2 separate regions of the Homo sapiens genome follow, and region 2 is linked to region 1. A link is a loop called in an ENCODE intact Hi-C map of the cell type or tissue named here. Cell type or tissue: MCF 10A. All regions are shown on one strand. Each heading gives the region's core, and the rest is flanking DNA. Links, peaks and the distances in the headings are about the cores only.

Region 1 (8,286 bases), core at 1,899-6,898:
AGACTAAGTGCTTAATAAATCTTATAACCAGATTATACTTGCCTTGCGTGTGAATTGAATGATTATAGCAAAAATCCTAGATCTGGAAATATTGCCATTTTTTAGTAGTCATATTTCAGTAAAGAGTTATCAAGAGAGAACTCATCCTTTCCCATTCATTCTAGAAAGTGTTTAAGAAGTTTCTAATAAAATGTATCACATTTCCTCTTTAATTCTGATAGGATTGTTACAGTATTCTGGTTCTAGTCATTGTATGTGATGAAGCATACAATAATTCTTGTCAAGGCAAGAGGGGTATCTTAGTAGTTCAGTTGCTCAATAGCTGCAAGGCAAAACCTAATTTAACAGATCCGTCAATATAATATAAAGATTCATCTACAGGCCGGCGCGGTGGCTCACGCCTGTAATCCCAGCACTTCGGGAAGCCGAGGCGGGCGGATTGCGAGGTGAGGAGATTGAGACCATCTGGCTAATACGGTGAAACCCTATCTCTACTAAAAATACAAAAAATTAGCTGGGCTTAGTGGTGGGCGCCTGTAGTCCCAGCTACTCAGGAGGCTGAGGCAGGAGAATGGTGTGAACCCGGGAGGCGGAGCTTGCAGTGAGCTGAGATTGCGCCACTGCACTCCAGCCTGGGCGACAGAGCGAGACTCCGTCTCAAAAAAAAAAAAAAAAGAAAGAAAGATTCTTCTACAAATGTCTCTCTCTTTTAGGAGGATCATGTCCAAACTACTGACCAAAGGCTGGAAGGAACTGTATTGTGATGAATTGTTGTTGAAGTGATGGATGTACTCTGTCCCAAGTTCACAGAACATACACTAGTGGGCTGTAGCTTATTTTTCCAGTTATTTTAAAATATGTGTCCACCAGGTCAGCTAAGCTTTAGCAACTCAACGTTTTCTTGGCCACTTACTATTTATTATGTAACAAAAAGGGAGTTATGTCCAATCTCACAGGCAAACTGTTCAGAAGCCCAAAATAGTCATTATTATATCACTGAACTGGTACTGAAACCTACAAGGATTATGTAGTGTGCCAAAGCACTTTGCTTTTTCTCTCCTTATTGCACAGGTAAAGCTTTATCTGAAATAACTCCTTCAAAAGTAAAAAGGTCATTTGTTCCCTAGCTTTCCAGCAAGGTTCATGAGCTGACATAAAGTGTGAGAGTGTAAGAACACACTACCATCTGAGAGTCATCTTATAAAAGACTACTTTGCTTCTTTTTATGAAGTAGATCCCTTCCAGTTCTGTAGGGATCTAAAGTCTATTTTTGTAAATGAAATGATACAACTCCTGAATTAAGCTGTAATTCTATCTTCAGTGCTTTGTAGAAGTTAGTCTAGAGCCTGAATATGCTCAATCCAAGCCAAATAAGATTAAAATGTTACACATACACTGAAGTTATTTTGTTTTTTTACATATATAAATGGCTAATGGATTTATATTTCTGAGGTACAGTCTCTACAAATCCTCTTTAGTTTCACCCAAATAAAGATATGGACTCATCTTGATTCCTGGAGAAGTGATTCCAACAAAACAAATTTTGTTTTCATGGTTACTTTATACTCTTAAAAGCTATTGAGGACCTCTAAGAGCTTTTCTTTATATGGATTATACCTATTAATATTTACTGTAGGAATCAAAACAGAGGATTTTTTAGTATTAATTAATTGTTTTCTCCCCAAAGGAACGTGAGATGCCTAACCAAATAAGTAGGAGAGAGGCACCTGGGGTAGAAGAGGATAATAGGGACAGAGAACTGTAGGATTTATATTCTTAAATGATATTTCTATAGCATATGCATTTATTTTTCAATGTTTGTGTATATTTCTTTAATACTCTCACTGGCTACAATAGGCCCTGCTATGTTAGATTTTAAATTTAGTACGTATGCCCCATATACATGTGTATGTAACTTTTTAAAGAAAATTTAATTTCTTAGAAAAAGCAGTTTTCTACACAAATCAAGTACTCCTTGCAACACAAAGTGTCCCACTCATGTCCACATCCTCTTAGTCTGGCCTCGTACCCAGTCTCTCTTGGCCTCTTTCTTTATGCAGGAAATGTGACTACTGCTGAGATATCCTTTGCTACTTCCAGCTTTTTGAAGAGTCTAAACTCTTCCAACAAAACAGCTGGGATAGTCACTCTACAACTTACCCTGCCCTGAGAGTTGAGGGATCTATTTCTAGGTATTGGTCCTTCACCTATGTCACACTTTCCTGCAGCCTACTAGGCCACGCCTGTCTCTTTACCAAAGTATGACGTATTTTCTGCATATTGTCAAAAGCATAAATTATCCTGCTTTATCTTTAAAATGTTTTCAATTGAACTTAATATATTTGGAGCTAGTGTTGTAAAGTTACTAGTGATTCATCTACTAGAGGACAATGGCTGAAATTTATTGTACATTTTTCTTTAAGAACACAATTTCAAATTTAAAGATTGCAGGCATATGTCATATTTAATCCTGACACAAGAAACAAAGCACATTATAGCAGCTATCTTCAGTTTCTTTATCACTTGAAATATTGACACTCTAATTGTTACAAAACATACCTGTGAAATGGGAGGAAGGAACTGATAAAATCTGGACATTTTAGAAAAATCCATCATCATAGAATTCTCCATATTGGAATGGAAAAAATTAAACAAATCACATATGTTCTTCTTGTAAAATCTCATCATTTTATGCAAGTCACATTTTCTGAAGAAGGAGCAGTTTTGACCATGTTTCTCACACAGTCTTCAGCAGTTTACATGGTACCTCTACAAAGTGAAAACTAATAGATGTTCATAGACGTGTTCATGGATGAGGTTTTCATTATTTTAGCAAGTTCATTTTGAAATCATGTCTTTGCATAACATTCTATTTACAAGTGATCTAGTTCACAAATTTTAGATTTAAATCAGACTCATGGAATACCATAAAAATAAATGACTTGAACTGGATTGGCTGGAGTAATACTTTGAGTTCACATCAAACAATGTTCTAAACCTAAAATCTGTAGGTAAACCACTGCAGTGACCTATTAGTTGAGGAGTAGATATCGGTCAATTCTTGAGCAAGGCAGACTGAGGCAAAGTACCCTAAGGGAATTCACCACCTGAGACTAGGATCTTCAGGCCCACCCCTGTGTGGGGATTACAAGTGGAGGCCAATATTCCTTCTTTCTAAATATTTTAAAGTTATACATCAAGCTAGTAAACTTCTAAATAAAATATTTTATGTCATCCTGCCTTAATAGATATTCCCTTATACTCACCAAAATAAAGAAGAAATATGTGTAAAGCTATAGTTTTATGTTTTAGAGTTGGCATCATAGCAAAGATGATGGAATTTAATTACTCTGCCTATCTGAATGATGATTGGCCAGTAGTATTTGCATGAGTAATAAAATAAAGATATACATAATTCACAGTTACTAGAATTAGCAACTCAACTTTTTTTTGGCCACTTACTATTTATTATGTAACAAAAAGGGAGTTATTTTATTTTTTTATTCCATTAAATTTATTCCACTTATTTTATTCCATTATTGCATTAAATTTATTCCATTAAATTTATTTTTCTTCTTATCGTTTTGGCAAATCACTAATTATGTTGTTATAATCAACATCTTTCACATTATTTTGTTCCTTTGACAGTAACAGTTTAAACTATGATTGAAAAATAAACTGCAATTGCATTAAAAATATACCAAATATGGCTATGTTTTCAAAATTTTAAATCATGTGTAACAACTCATTAAAATTATTTTTCATATATATTTTCAAAAAAGTTTCCTTCTAAACTCATTTAAATTATTTATTAAAATTACAGGGCAAATACAACTTGTAGCTAATTAATATTTACAAATTTAATGAAATCTATAGAGCTGAATTTTCATTTAGTAATCTTAAAATTTAATTAAATCTCATTAAATATTTCCATAAAACTAAAACTATGCACAATACTAGTATTCGATGTCCATCTAGTTGCCAATCTAAAGAAATAATTTCATGCCACGTGCATGTTATGTCATATATTTATATTTAAGGGTAACATGAGCTGTTAATACTCTAAAATGTTCCTGAGCCACCATGTGATGTGAAACTTTTGTGAAGACCATGCTAATTTGTGGTACACAAAGAGAAGCAAGAAGGGGAATGCTCAGTGATATTGAGCAACAATGACTTGTTATATAAGACTCTATTGCATTTGTCCTAATGGAGAGAAAAGATTTGAAAGGGAATTAATATGTCTTTTCTCTTACTTAAGTAATTACATTACTCAAATCCTTCCCACACTCTGAAGCACATCTCTGTTCAATGTTGTCAACAGTACATGCCACAAACCTTCTTGGCATTTGAATGGAATCACCTTTTATTTTGAAGACACAGGGAAAGAAATGTGAATATTTTCCCTTGGGCAAATGGTGTTAGTCATGAGTTGGTTTGTGTTGTGTCATGAGTCAGGATGTGGCAATACTGCAACACTGCAACCCAAGTTACTGAGATACCCATGTGTTCTTTAACACATGTATTTGCAGACTTGAGAAATTCAAGGCCTCTAAGCATAGGGCTTCAGGCAGAGACCCTTCTTGTTTGTGTTTCTACGGGTAGTCCTAAAGATTTGTGTTAATATTACATGGTTGCTGTGACCACTACTTACAGATCCCTGATCTCATAATATGTTTTAAGATATACATTTATGTAGCTCTTGTGATTACTATCAAATGTGGCATCTTAAAAATATGAAATAACAGTATTACTTAATAATTTAGAACAAAAGGTGTGTCCTAAATTATGTTCTAGCTTTGTATCACTACTTGGTCTTAAAAGTGTCTATATTTGTATATATTTACGTATTTTGTTAAAATATGACAAGGCATTAAGAAGCTACATTAATTTGAAGAATTGTATAATTCCCAAATTTAAGAAAAACTAGCTTGTAATAGTGCAGCAAGATGAGTCATGGATATGCTATTAAAACTGAAATAGGAAATAAATAATTCTGCCAGCTCTTTCAAGTGAATACTTCAAATCTCTTGTTTGGTGCTGTAGGCATTATTAAAATATAGTTATAGTGGTTTTATACATTTTTGATCTCGATAAACAGTGGAAATGTTTTCTTGGGCTTTTATTTCATCTCTTCATCCAAAATAGTAATGAAAAAAATTGACATTAATATGAATCAAGACACTAACCAAAGTGAAAAGTTCTACTTTTGTTTAATAGTTCTATCATATCCCTGAAAAGATAAGACACAACAACTTAATTTTAGTGTTATCTACAAAATATACATAAGTAGATCCCACTAGAGAGCTTTATTTAGTAAAACTACTTTAGTCCCTTTCCCACCATTTCTGCACCTCTAATATAGAAAGTCTAGGTCACCTAAGAATTCACGAGGTAGTACTATCAGATAATATATACAAACGTTTGGTCATTTTCAAATGTTTTCACTTTGGCCAATTCACTATGTTCTAAAAGTTTAAGATTCAGCCCTTTAACCACAATAGATTTTCTATATTAGACTAACCATGTTTTATCAGTGAAAATAGCTTCATAATTCATTATGAGTGTAAAACACATACTATATAAAATGCATAGTAGAAAGTAGTGAAAATCATTTATAATTCTATCAGCCAGAGATAACCAGGGTTAATATTTCTCTGTATGTTATTCCAGGTTTAGATTTATACTAAAAATGTATTTTTTAGCCAAAATTGAGTCATACTGAATATGCTGTTTGTTAAACTGTTCTGGTGACAATGATAAATCATGTATAGTTTTTCATGCCCAATATATAGATTATATCATTTTTAATCTGTACAGTATTTATGTATATTATATATACCACATCATTTGATTATTGTTATTTATGATTTTTTTTACTATTGTAAACAACATTAAGATGAACTTTATTTGACCATTTTTTCTGTTGTTGTCTAATGATACATTCAAGAGATTTTATTGACTGCCTGTTGTGTTCTGGCCGCTCTTCTCAGTTCTAGGTGGCAGTGAATAAAGTAGACAGAAGTCATTGCTCTTATGTGGCATATGTTCTAGTGAAGATAACTAATAATAAACAAAATAAATGAGTGAACAAACATGTGGTTAGTACATAGTGATGTGTAATGTGGAGAAAAGGATGCATGGAAGGGTAACAGAAGTGTCAAAGGGTAGAGTTGCAATTGTAAATTGTAATCAGGATGGTCAGGAAGTGGAATTGTCGGATTGATGCATATCAAACCTTGTGAAACACCTTGGCTTATTATTTCTCGGAAGTCTTTTACCAATTATATTTCCACTAATAATGTATGAGAGTGTATTTTTCTCACATCATAAAAAATCACTTTAAAAATATAATTTTAATATGCAAAGTCCAAATATTTTAAAATGTGTATTGCTTGGTGATTTATGATGTTCTTTATTTTTTTGTGACTGTTGAACATTTGTGCATTTTTAATATATATTACCAGTTCATGTCATCTGCTCCATGTAGCCAATGCTGTAGATACCTTCCATTTGTCTGGAGGTGTACCATTTTATTGAGTTCCAGCCAACTTTCAGCATCTCTTTCCTTAAAGATATTCTCCAAAGCTACTCTGCCTTCTCACATAGTAAAACACAAGCACCCTGGAATGAACATTCCATAGGGGCTGCTTTGCAGCAATGGCAGGCAGGAGTTGGTGATAAAAACCTGTCTTCCTTAACCCTTGCATTTATATCTCTGAGGCCAGAGTTCTACACCATTTCCCCAAGTTTCCCTGTGGGATCAAACTGTTACCACCTGCAGTGGTAGCCGATATGATAAAGCTCCCTTTATTAGCGGTCTTTCTTCCCTTCACTATCTCACTTTCCCTCCCCTGCCATTGCTTACAGCACCTCCCACATAAATTACTCACATGTGAATTCTTTTCTTAGGGTCATCTTCTGGACACTAAACACCATTCTCAGTCAACAGTCATTCTACTTGTCCTTAACTGCTACAAACTTTTTCCATTATCAATAACATAATTTTGTCAGTTTCATAGCTTAAAGATATTTTTCTAGTTTGTCCTTTTTCAAAAGTAGTGTTTTCTTGGAGGGAATTTTTGCATTTTTGTTAGATCCAATGTATGTAATTGTTTTCTTTATGTTTTCTGGCTTTAGAGTCATTTTTTGAAAGCTCCCATTTAAAACATAAAAAATAAATTCTTTTGATGCCTTTTAGCACTTTATTGTTTTGTTTTATTTTATTTTACTTTCCATGTGGAATTTTGGTAGAAGAAGAGAGACGTAGAGTTTCAAGGTTTTTTTTTTTCTTCCATATTGATAGCTATTTGTTCCACTACTGTTCATTGAGATGTTACATTATATAAAGTCAAAACTAGTCTTTGGATATGTTGTTAAATAACAAAATTAGACAAATAAGGAAAACTAATTTATCTTTCTTTTCTCATTCTGTGCTGCTACGTGGTTCCCTAATACCTGAGTCTACAATGCCTTTAATACTTGCAATACCTCAGTCCCTAATACATAATACCTGCCTATAGAAGTGAATCTGATAGTATCTGTCTATCTATCTATCTATCTACCTATCTATCTATCTATCTATCATCTATCAATCATCTATCTACCTAATCACTTTGCTAATTTAGGTTACCTTATTACTAAGGTCTCTACTTTTGTTTACATATTTAAATTTAACTCCTACTGTTGAAAAAATTTCTATCTCCTGCTAAAGGTATATGAGGAATCACTGCATTATATTTGGACAAAAACTCCTCTCTTAGTACCCAGTAACTCATACCAAATGATGATGATTTTAGTCTATCTAAGTTTAAGGGCAACCTTAGTAACATTAGTAAACTGAGTTGTTGTGTAATCTACTTAGCTATGGCTAATCTCATCTTTGAAAATTTTCTTTTCTTTAAAACTTTTCATGTTCTTATGAAACTTCACTTATTGTCTATACCATTCATTAAGGTGTTAATGATAGAAGAATTTCTGCTACTTTTTTATGTGTATGTGTATTACTTCTCCCATGACCTACTGGTATCCTTTAGGGCATAATTTCATTTTATTTCTGATTATATCCCCAGTGTACAGTGCTAAGAATGAGGTAGGAAAATTATAATTTTTAGGTAAAAGATGTAAATTTAAAAGATTTAAAATCATGTTTTATAAAATATCATACATCATAATCTAATTAATCTATGGGTATCAAATTGTAGTACTTTTTTTTGTAAGAACATATACTAGCAAGTTTCTCTTTATTTTTTGAATCTTGAGGAGAGCACTCAATGGTCAGAGACA
Region 2 (8,286 bases), core at 1,037-6,036, 160 kb after region 1:
CCTCAGGTCTTAGAAATATTACTTTATTATATTCCTTAAACTTTTTATTTCACTCCTGTTTCTAATAAGTAGTTTTTCATATATTCAATTATCTTTGTGTGTCTATTTATCAACTCTCAATGAGAATCTATTTCCCTTTTCTCTGAATTTCCTATATTTGCTTTGAATCTTTTCTTTATGTCACTTATTTGACTTTTTATTTTGTTTCTCTTGTTTCTTGCTATTTCTAATCTATCCAATCAATTTGACTATTTTGGTCCTCAATTAATTTTCTTAGTTGTGAAATCTTATATTTCAACTCATTTTTGTTCTCTTTCATCTCATCTCTGTGATCCACTTTATTGACTTCTACTTACTCTTATCAAATTATTTTGTATTTCAAAATGATCTCTAGAGTATGCTTTTAGTTTTTGGATTATGTTTCATGCAGGTAGTTCTTTGTCCTTATTTTGTATATAATGTTATTGTTTACTCTTTCCTTTTTTTTTTTGAGACAGGGTCTCACTTTGTCACCCAGGCTGGAATGGAGTGGCACGATCTCGAACTCACTGAAGCCTTGACCTCCTGGGCTCAAGCAATCCTCCTGCCTCAGTCTCAATGTAGCTAGGACTACAGGCATGCGCCACCATGCCCAGCTAATTTCTTTTGTGTATTTTTTTTCCATAAAGTTGTGGTCTCACCATGTTAAGCTCAGGCAATCTGCCTACCTGGACCTCCCAAAGTGCTAGAATTACAGGCATGTGCCACTGTGCCCTGCCATATATAATGCTTTATTTTTTTTCTCTTCCACCTCTAACCTTATCCTTCTTTTCCTTTTTTTTCTTCCTATTGCGATATGTTTACATAGTTCATGTATGCTATTTCTTTGAATTTTTAAAATGAGCAGCTTGGCTCAGATCTTGTATCTGCACTGACTTTATGTGACTGAATTATCCTAGACACATTTTCCACCTTTTAAGACGATTTTCTCTACACTACTATATTTAAAGGCTAGATATTTTGATCTAAATATTTTCTCTAACTTGTGTATTTGGTAGTATTCATGAACCTTTCCTGTACGTATCCACAGTCTCTCTAGTTGTGAACTGGATCAGGTCCCAAAGACATCTCTTCAGCATTTCCCACTCTCCCTCCATCATCAACATTTTCTATCTCTTCTAGATGATCCCAGCAGTAGAAAAACAGGTTCTTACATGCCATAGTTTTGAAAGTGCTTGATTGATCACCTTTCTCTCCAGTCATTGCTACATACCCCTGTCTCCATTTACTGCAAACTTCCTTAAAATATTTTCTATAGTTAGTTGCCCCAACTCTTTCCCTCTTATTCTCCCTGCAACTCAGTAGGCCTTCACTCTTTACGTTACATAGAAACCACTCTTGTCATGGCCAACAGTAATCACCGTGTGGCTACATTCAGTGGTCAATTCTCGGTCCTCATCTTATCTGATTATTAATTAGCAATATTTAACATAGCACTTGACACTCATTCTTACTTGAGTCATCTGCTCTTGACATCCAGGACACCATCCTGTCTCACTGACCAGCCATTTTCAGTTTCCTTTTCTGGTTCCTTCTGATCTTCTTAACTTATTAAAGCTGTAATGCTCTTAGGCCCTGCCTTTTAACTTCCTCTTTTCTATTTCTCACAACCTTGGTGAGAGCTTTCAATGCTATCCATATGTTGAGAAGACCTTATATTTTATCTCCAGTCAGGCTGTCTTCACTAAACTCCACACATCAAATCTCCATTTGGATGTCTAATGGGCATTTCAAAATTTACATATCCAGAGCCAAACTCCTGATCTTTTTCACAGTTTCTGCTTCTTTAATAGTCTTCCCCATCTCAATTAATGGCTACATTTTTATTTTCTGCCCCATCTCAATTAATGGCTACATTTTTATTTTCCGGGTATAATTTTGCAGACATACTTGACTCACTTCTTTTACACCCTCATCTAATCAGTCAGAAAATCCTATTTGCTCTACTTTCCAAATACATCCACATTTCAGCCTCTTTTTATAACCTCTTTTGCTACCACTATCATCATCTTTTCTCTGAATTATTGATATATCTTCCTAATTGGTCCCCTTGCTTCTGTTCTTGCCCCTCCTATTGCCTTTTTTTGAGACCATAGTCAGAATGGCCCAATTAAAATATGTTAGATCAAGAGTATCCTGTGTTTGAAACTCTCCATGGCTTCACTTCTCACTGCATGTAAAACTTAAAATACTCAACAATGATATGAGGCCTATGCAATAGACCTGCCTCCAGGCCCAGCCCAATTACTCTTTTATCCCATCTTCTATTTAATACTAACCTCTACCTAGCTCATCCCATCTAAGTGGCCCTGTCTAGCTGGCTGTTTCTCACGCCTGCCCTTGCACTAGCTGTTTCTGCTGCCTGGAATCTCCACCTCCACCTATCTACATGGTTCATTCTCTCACTTCCTTCCAGCCTTTGTTCATTTGCCACCTTCTCCCAGAGGCCTTCCCTGACCATGCTATTAAAAATTGGAACCCCTTTCCCCTCAGGACTTTTCTATCTCTTTTTTCTCCTTTAATTTTCTTCATACCATTTAAAATATTCTAATAAGAATATGATATCCTATAAGAATATTGAATATAAAATTTATATTAGAACATGATCAATGCCATGAAGAAAATTAAAGGAAATTTACTTGGTTTGTTTTTAATATCTGTCTCTATTTTAGTGTAAATTCCATAAAACTAGAGATTTTTGTCTGATTTGTTCACTCGTATTTCCTCAGTGCTTAGAACAGTGCCAGATACATAATAGTTTTCCAATTAAGAATGGTTGAGTAAACAAATAAATCAATGAAAAAATAAATTGTGGACGGGTGATGCCTTAGCTGCAGCTGAATGTAATTCATGCTATGAGATGTGGGCTTTTTCATATTGTTTCATAAATTGCCATGTCAGGGCACTCTCATCCCATCTAAAAGTCTGACAATCCCTTGGTTTTTTGCTCTTTCATTCAGGCACACTTATTACAGTGTGCCTGAAGATAGAAACTCTTGATGATACTTTCTCACTGATATTTCCCTGTATTACGTAAGTTGTTTGTAGTTAGACTTATCCTGATTTTCCTAGGGCTCGTGAGTCACTCCCTCAGTTAGGTTCACTAAAAACTACAGAGTATTGATGAGAATTTACAGGATTTTTGTGACTCATCATTCCTTAAGTACTGGCTTCTTGAGAGATGGGGCAAGGCGTGATGGTGCTGAGATCATCTGTTTTCTTGCTTTGGCATTCTACTTTTTCTGGCTGCATATTCTGTTGTACTCCTTTCATAATTTGGGTTGTGCTTGTGAGTTTTGTTGTTATTTTTACTTTTTTTTTATTTTGTTAAATATTGTGGGAGAGAGACTTTTCACTTCTGTTTTTATCCTATCTTTGCAAGAAATCCAGATATTATTTTTTTAATGAAGCAATAGTTAAAAATAAATCGACAATCCATGCTATTGTTGTATTTTTGTTTCTTGTTTTTTTATTTTAGTTAAAATGTGCAACTATTTGTTGCAGATTTCAAGATCATTATTTTTTTTTTCAGGTTGCTTTTTACCTTTCCAGCTGTAGATTTTACTGTGGAAATTTCTAAGTAACATTTGCCTAAACTGTATAATCATGCACTTTTCTTTAGTTTCAATGTGAACATCCTTGTTTTGTGATATATAAAAGCTTTTATAATTAAATAACAACAAAATTCAACAGTATTACATATAATCAAGAAAAAAGTAAGTTTTCTCAAATGCTAAAGCAGATCTTTATGAGGAGATTTTTCTAAATCTTAAATTTATTATGAAATTTGAGGAACATGGACTTTGTATTAAAATTCTTTTAACATCTTACATAAAAATGACACATACCTTTAAATATTTCAGCCACTCTAGGAACATGATGCCTCATTAACAAGTTCTCTATTTAAAGGTGGTCAGCATGGTTTGCATCCGAAATAAAAACTGAGTCATTATATGAGAGCCTACCTGACCCACAGTGGACTCATGGGGACTAGACTATGTTTTTCTTTCTTGAAATTCTTCAATTTACAAAACAAATGCCCTAATCACACACCCTTGTTTTCAGGAAAGAGAAAAGTTCTTATTGAATTTTCATCTTTCACTAGAGTTCACTTAGTAAGGGCTGTCTATAGCTGCTTGTTCCTGTTCCACTTCCTGCACACAGTCAGGGGAACTGGTTCTCAGGCTGTCATCATTAAAATTTGTTAAGCCTCAGCCTTAGTAAGTTATATTGAGGCAATAACATAAGAATGGAATAAATAATAGAAAACCTAGGGATAATGAGAAATGTAGGCATCAGAAGAATGTGTATGTAGATACAAAAAGGATGAAAAATGTTAGTGATAACTTGCTAATTTATGTTTTCCTTATTAATATTTTGAAATCATATGCATTTCTCCAATAGATTCTCTAAAAGTGTTGCAAACAGAAGGCAAATAATGGAATGAACACTTACAGTATTACCACCCTTTCTAAAAATTCTAACTCAACATAACAATTTTTAAATCATAGTTTCCAAGTAATTATCTGATATTGAGTGTAGGATAATTGAAAGTAATTTTAGCTAACAAAATGAAATTGGCAGAAATGTATGCTTATTTTAACTAAAGATTTTAAATAACAGAAGTATAACTTTCTCTACTAATTGGGAGATTTCCGTTGGTAGATGATTTCTCAAAATTTGAAAAATAAGTTAGAAAACACAATGGGGAGAAAAGTATTGCCTTTTTCTGTCATACTAGAACTTAACTGAAGCATTTGTATTGAAGTCACATATTTTGTTTATGTAACATAATCAATAATGTTAAATAATTGACATTTTTAAGTTACTAATTCCCTTACACATTATAGTGAAATGATTATAATTGGGCATGTAGCAAAGGATGTATTTAATCAAGAGTTTTGCTAATTATTTTCTAGCTTTTCTTAGATTGAGATGGCAAGTAGTCGTTAGTGTATATGCTGCCTGCTTGTGTTATTTTCTGTTTTGATTTTCTTTAATGCTTGAGAAGTAAAAGGAATAAGTAAATTTTAAAACTATTTCCTCATTTGTATTTTAAAGAATGCTTATTTTTCTTATACAACTCAGCTTTAATAATGCTTCTTTTTTCCTGTGTAAAATGCTCACAGGAACTCTGCTTTTTTTAAAAAAAAAAAAAAAGGAAAAGATGGAACTAACCAGGAAAATTGATTATTTTTAATAGCATTTTAATATGGATATTATTTTCTCTTTCTTAATGGAGTCATGAACTTCTGTCTAAAGTATAACAGCAGAGAAACAAACAACTCCTGAAGAAATACTTGGCAGACAAAATGAATGCCACATGGTGAGTCTCACCTTTCAGCAAAGTCAAAGCATAACCAAAGGTACATTTGTAGGAGATTATTAGATAAGAGAAATGATTCACACACTGCCGGGATACACATATTGCTCTGTGGGAACTTCCTTCAGAGTTAGGATCTTCTGAGAGAATGGGCTAAGCTGTACAGATGCCTACACAAACATAGGGGGTACACGTTATGATTTTCCAACAGGAAGATCATTTTATTTTCCAAACCTAATGTTTTCTTGCTACCTTCTAGGTTATGCAATCTATTTTGCTGGGTAACCATGGCAGTGCAGTAATTCTCAGGTTAAAGCTTTTCATGAAACAAAGCTTACATTTTTTCTAGCAGCGGGAAACATTTGACTGAAAAGCAAATCAGAATCTTTTGAGACTAGATGCATGCTGTGTAATTTTGAGTTCAGCATGTGTCTTGGGGAGTGTGTTTAATAAATTCTTTTCCCTGAGGCAGCTCTATTTTGTCTGCCTAGGGATACAAAGGACATTCTGTTCAACTGTTAGAATTCCATATTGACCTAGGCAAGTACTTATAATCGCTAAAAAGCAAATGAAAAATTGCAAGTTATTTTTGCTATTCTCTTTACGGTATATTCTTATTGAAAATACTTTTGGGGGGGCATATAAATAGGTTATTTTAAGATGTTTTTAGGTTTAAGGCAATACAATAAAATTGCTGAAAATGATATTACTAAATATTTTGCCTTTATTAAAGTGTTAGTCATCTAATTTTTAGGACATATTGGTTGTCATTGATTTTCAACATATTTATGCATGTTTGTGTGTGTAAATCATTTTGGAGTATTTGTTTAATGTACTCATGAAACTTGGAAGCACAAAAAACATTTCTTTCTTCTCACAATAGTAAAATTTAAGGAAAAAACAGCAAATATTTAGATTCATGTGGATAATAGCTACTTACTGATATATACAGATGTTAATAAGCTCAATAAATTAATTCAGCCATTTATTTACTTATTTTATTTTATTTTATTTTACCAAACTTCTTATGTGGAATTTATGTAGAATTTCAATGGAAAGTTAAAATTTTAGAATTTGGCTTACTTTGTAGTTCTGTGTTTTTTTTTTTTTTTTGTCTTGACCATCCCTTTCCCAAACATTTAAAATTATAATATTTGGCAAAATAAGTAGCTTGACTACCAAGAAACTGAGTTTCCTTTGAACACTGTAAATACAGATAATTAATATAGAGTTTACCTGCATTTCCTTAGTTTTTGAGATCTATTTTTTTCAAACCGAACTGCATAATATATTACTCCCTTATATTGCCTTATAGAATCTGAACACTAAATGCGATACTAGAAAGCAAATTCAGAAAGAGTAGCTTGTCACATAAAAACGAATACTATACAAAAACTTTGTGTGGGTGGTTTTAAGGCTAATATTTCATTTCTAATATTTAATTTGATATTTGAGCATTACAAACTGATGTCTTGTGTTTTTAGATATTAGGTTTTATGCTATACTTTAGCTTAGACAGAAATAGAATTGCATAAATAAAATTTGGTGACTTAAAAAAGAAAATAGGGATAAACTACTAGGAATAATAGGATAAAGGAAAGGAAAAATAAAAGCAGAATAAGAAATATTCTATGTACAAAATGAAAAGGACTCAACCAGAAGAACTATATGTTCTGTCACAATTCATTTGCCTTTTAAAATGTTTATTATATATCTATATTCAATATAGATATTCAATTGTTCTCTGAAACACTAAAATATGAGTTCTGAAGATTTATGTTATAGAGATTAATGGGAACACTGTCATTTTTTAGCTATATCAGAAACATTTGTTAATTATTTTACATTATCATTTTTTCTTTTTTCTTTTATCAGCAATAGGTGTGGTTTAATTTAGGATTTAGGAAAACAGTGTAAGTATGTGGCGTATATATTTTCTTAATGTTGCATCATTCCATACATTTAATTATTATGATGGCAAAATGCTAATGTCACATTGTGTAAAAGCTTGTGGAATGAAAGATATTGTTGTAGCCATCTTTGACCACTGGTTGCTTCCTGGTCATAAATATTCAAATATGTCCCACAAAAAAAAAATCCTTACTCCTTCCGCAAAACTCTCATCCCATTACAGCATTTGCTTGAAGTCTATCATCTCATAATTTAAGTCATATCAATTTCTGAATGATGCTTCCCAGGGCTGGTACCTCAGGATCAGCTACTTGGACGTAGCTTCTCTTAGTCCAAAGGCAAACCAGGAAGTTAATTTATTTGCCCTCCATTTATCAAACATATAATGTGGAGACAAAGACAAGATGACTTCTAGATACATATAAGTAAAAGAGAGCAGAGCTGTAGGCACATAAACATCACAGGTTCACAGCAATTCTAAAATTCAGCCAGGCAAATGAATTTGTGAGTTCAGTTCTTTGATTAGGGCAATTCTGCTCCCCTGGATTGCTTCTTTGTTGTTCTTTGCTCTTCCCACTAAGTAAATGTTCATTTTCTGTGAGGAAGGCATTTATGAGCAACTGAAAAGCTTCTCAGCATGCTACCTGCCTGAAGGAATTTGGAGGCAAAAAGGCAACTTTTTAATTTTAAAATGTCTGTATCTCTCCAGCTCATGGATATATAAGTTATTTTAAAACCTCATAGGTTTTCTAGATACCAAATTATAAATTTACTCCATTTGACATAATTCATACCCCCAAATCTCTTTGAGATAAGCTTGTCTCTGCTATACTTCAGAGTTCTGTGGGACAATTTTCTTAAACGTTTTTTTGTGTTGAATCAAAGGTGAGTCATTAAGAAATTCCTTAGGACTGATAGAAGCCCATTTGTCTAGCTAAAATGTAGGGCACCTTGTTAAATCTGTTTAACAACTTATCAAAGGATTTCACAGTAGACCTTTGATTTGATATTTA

What was found. A loop is a pair of places that touch in the nucleus more often than their neighbours do. Peaks named below come from ENCODE experiments on the same cell type or tissue, not always from the same donor. Only the 100,000 strongest peaks of a DNase experiment are listed, where the experiment ranks them.
Region 2: a loop joins it to region 1, with 1.8 times the contacts of the local background. A loop is called at or near these places in 1 of 110 quality-filtered maps.

What each region holds. Positions count from the first base shown.
Region 1 is chr4:97,652,394-97,660,679 of GRCh38, reverse strand. All of the region lies in intron 10 of STPG2 (sperm tail PG-rich repeat containing 2), which reads left to right. Among named protein-coding and RNA genes, the nearest start is that of STPG2-AS1, 290 kb to the right of the region's middle. In MCF 10A, for the core only: no CTCF peak of the experiment used is centred there; a DNase peak (open chromatin) is centred at 4,419.
Region 2 is chr4:97,493,900-97,502,185 of GRCh38, reverse strand. It overlaps a transcript of STPG2 not described here. Among named protein-coding and RNA genes, the nearest start is that of STPG2-AS1, 130 kb to the right of the region's middle. RefSeq lists an enhancer at 1,473-1,602. In MCF 10A, for the core only: no CTCF peak of the experiment used is centred there; DNase peaks (open chromatin) are centred at 3,145 and 5,425.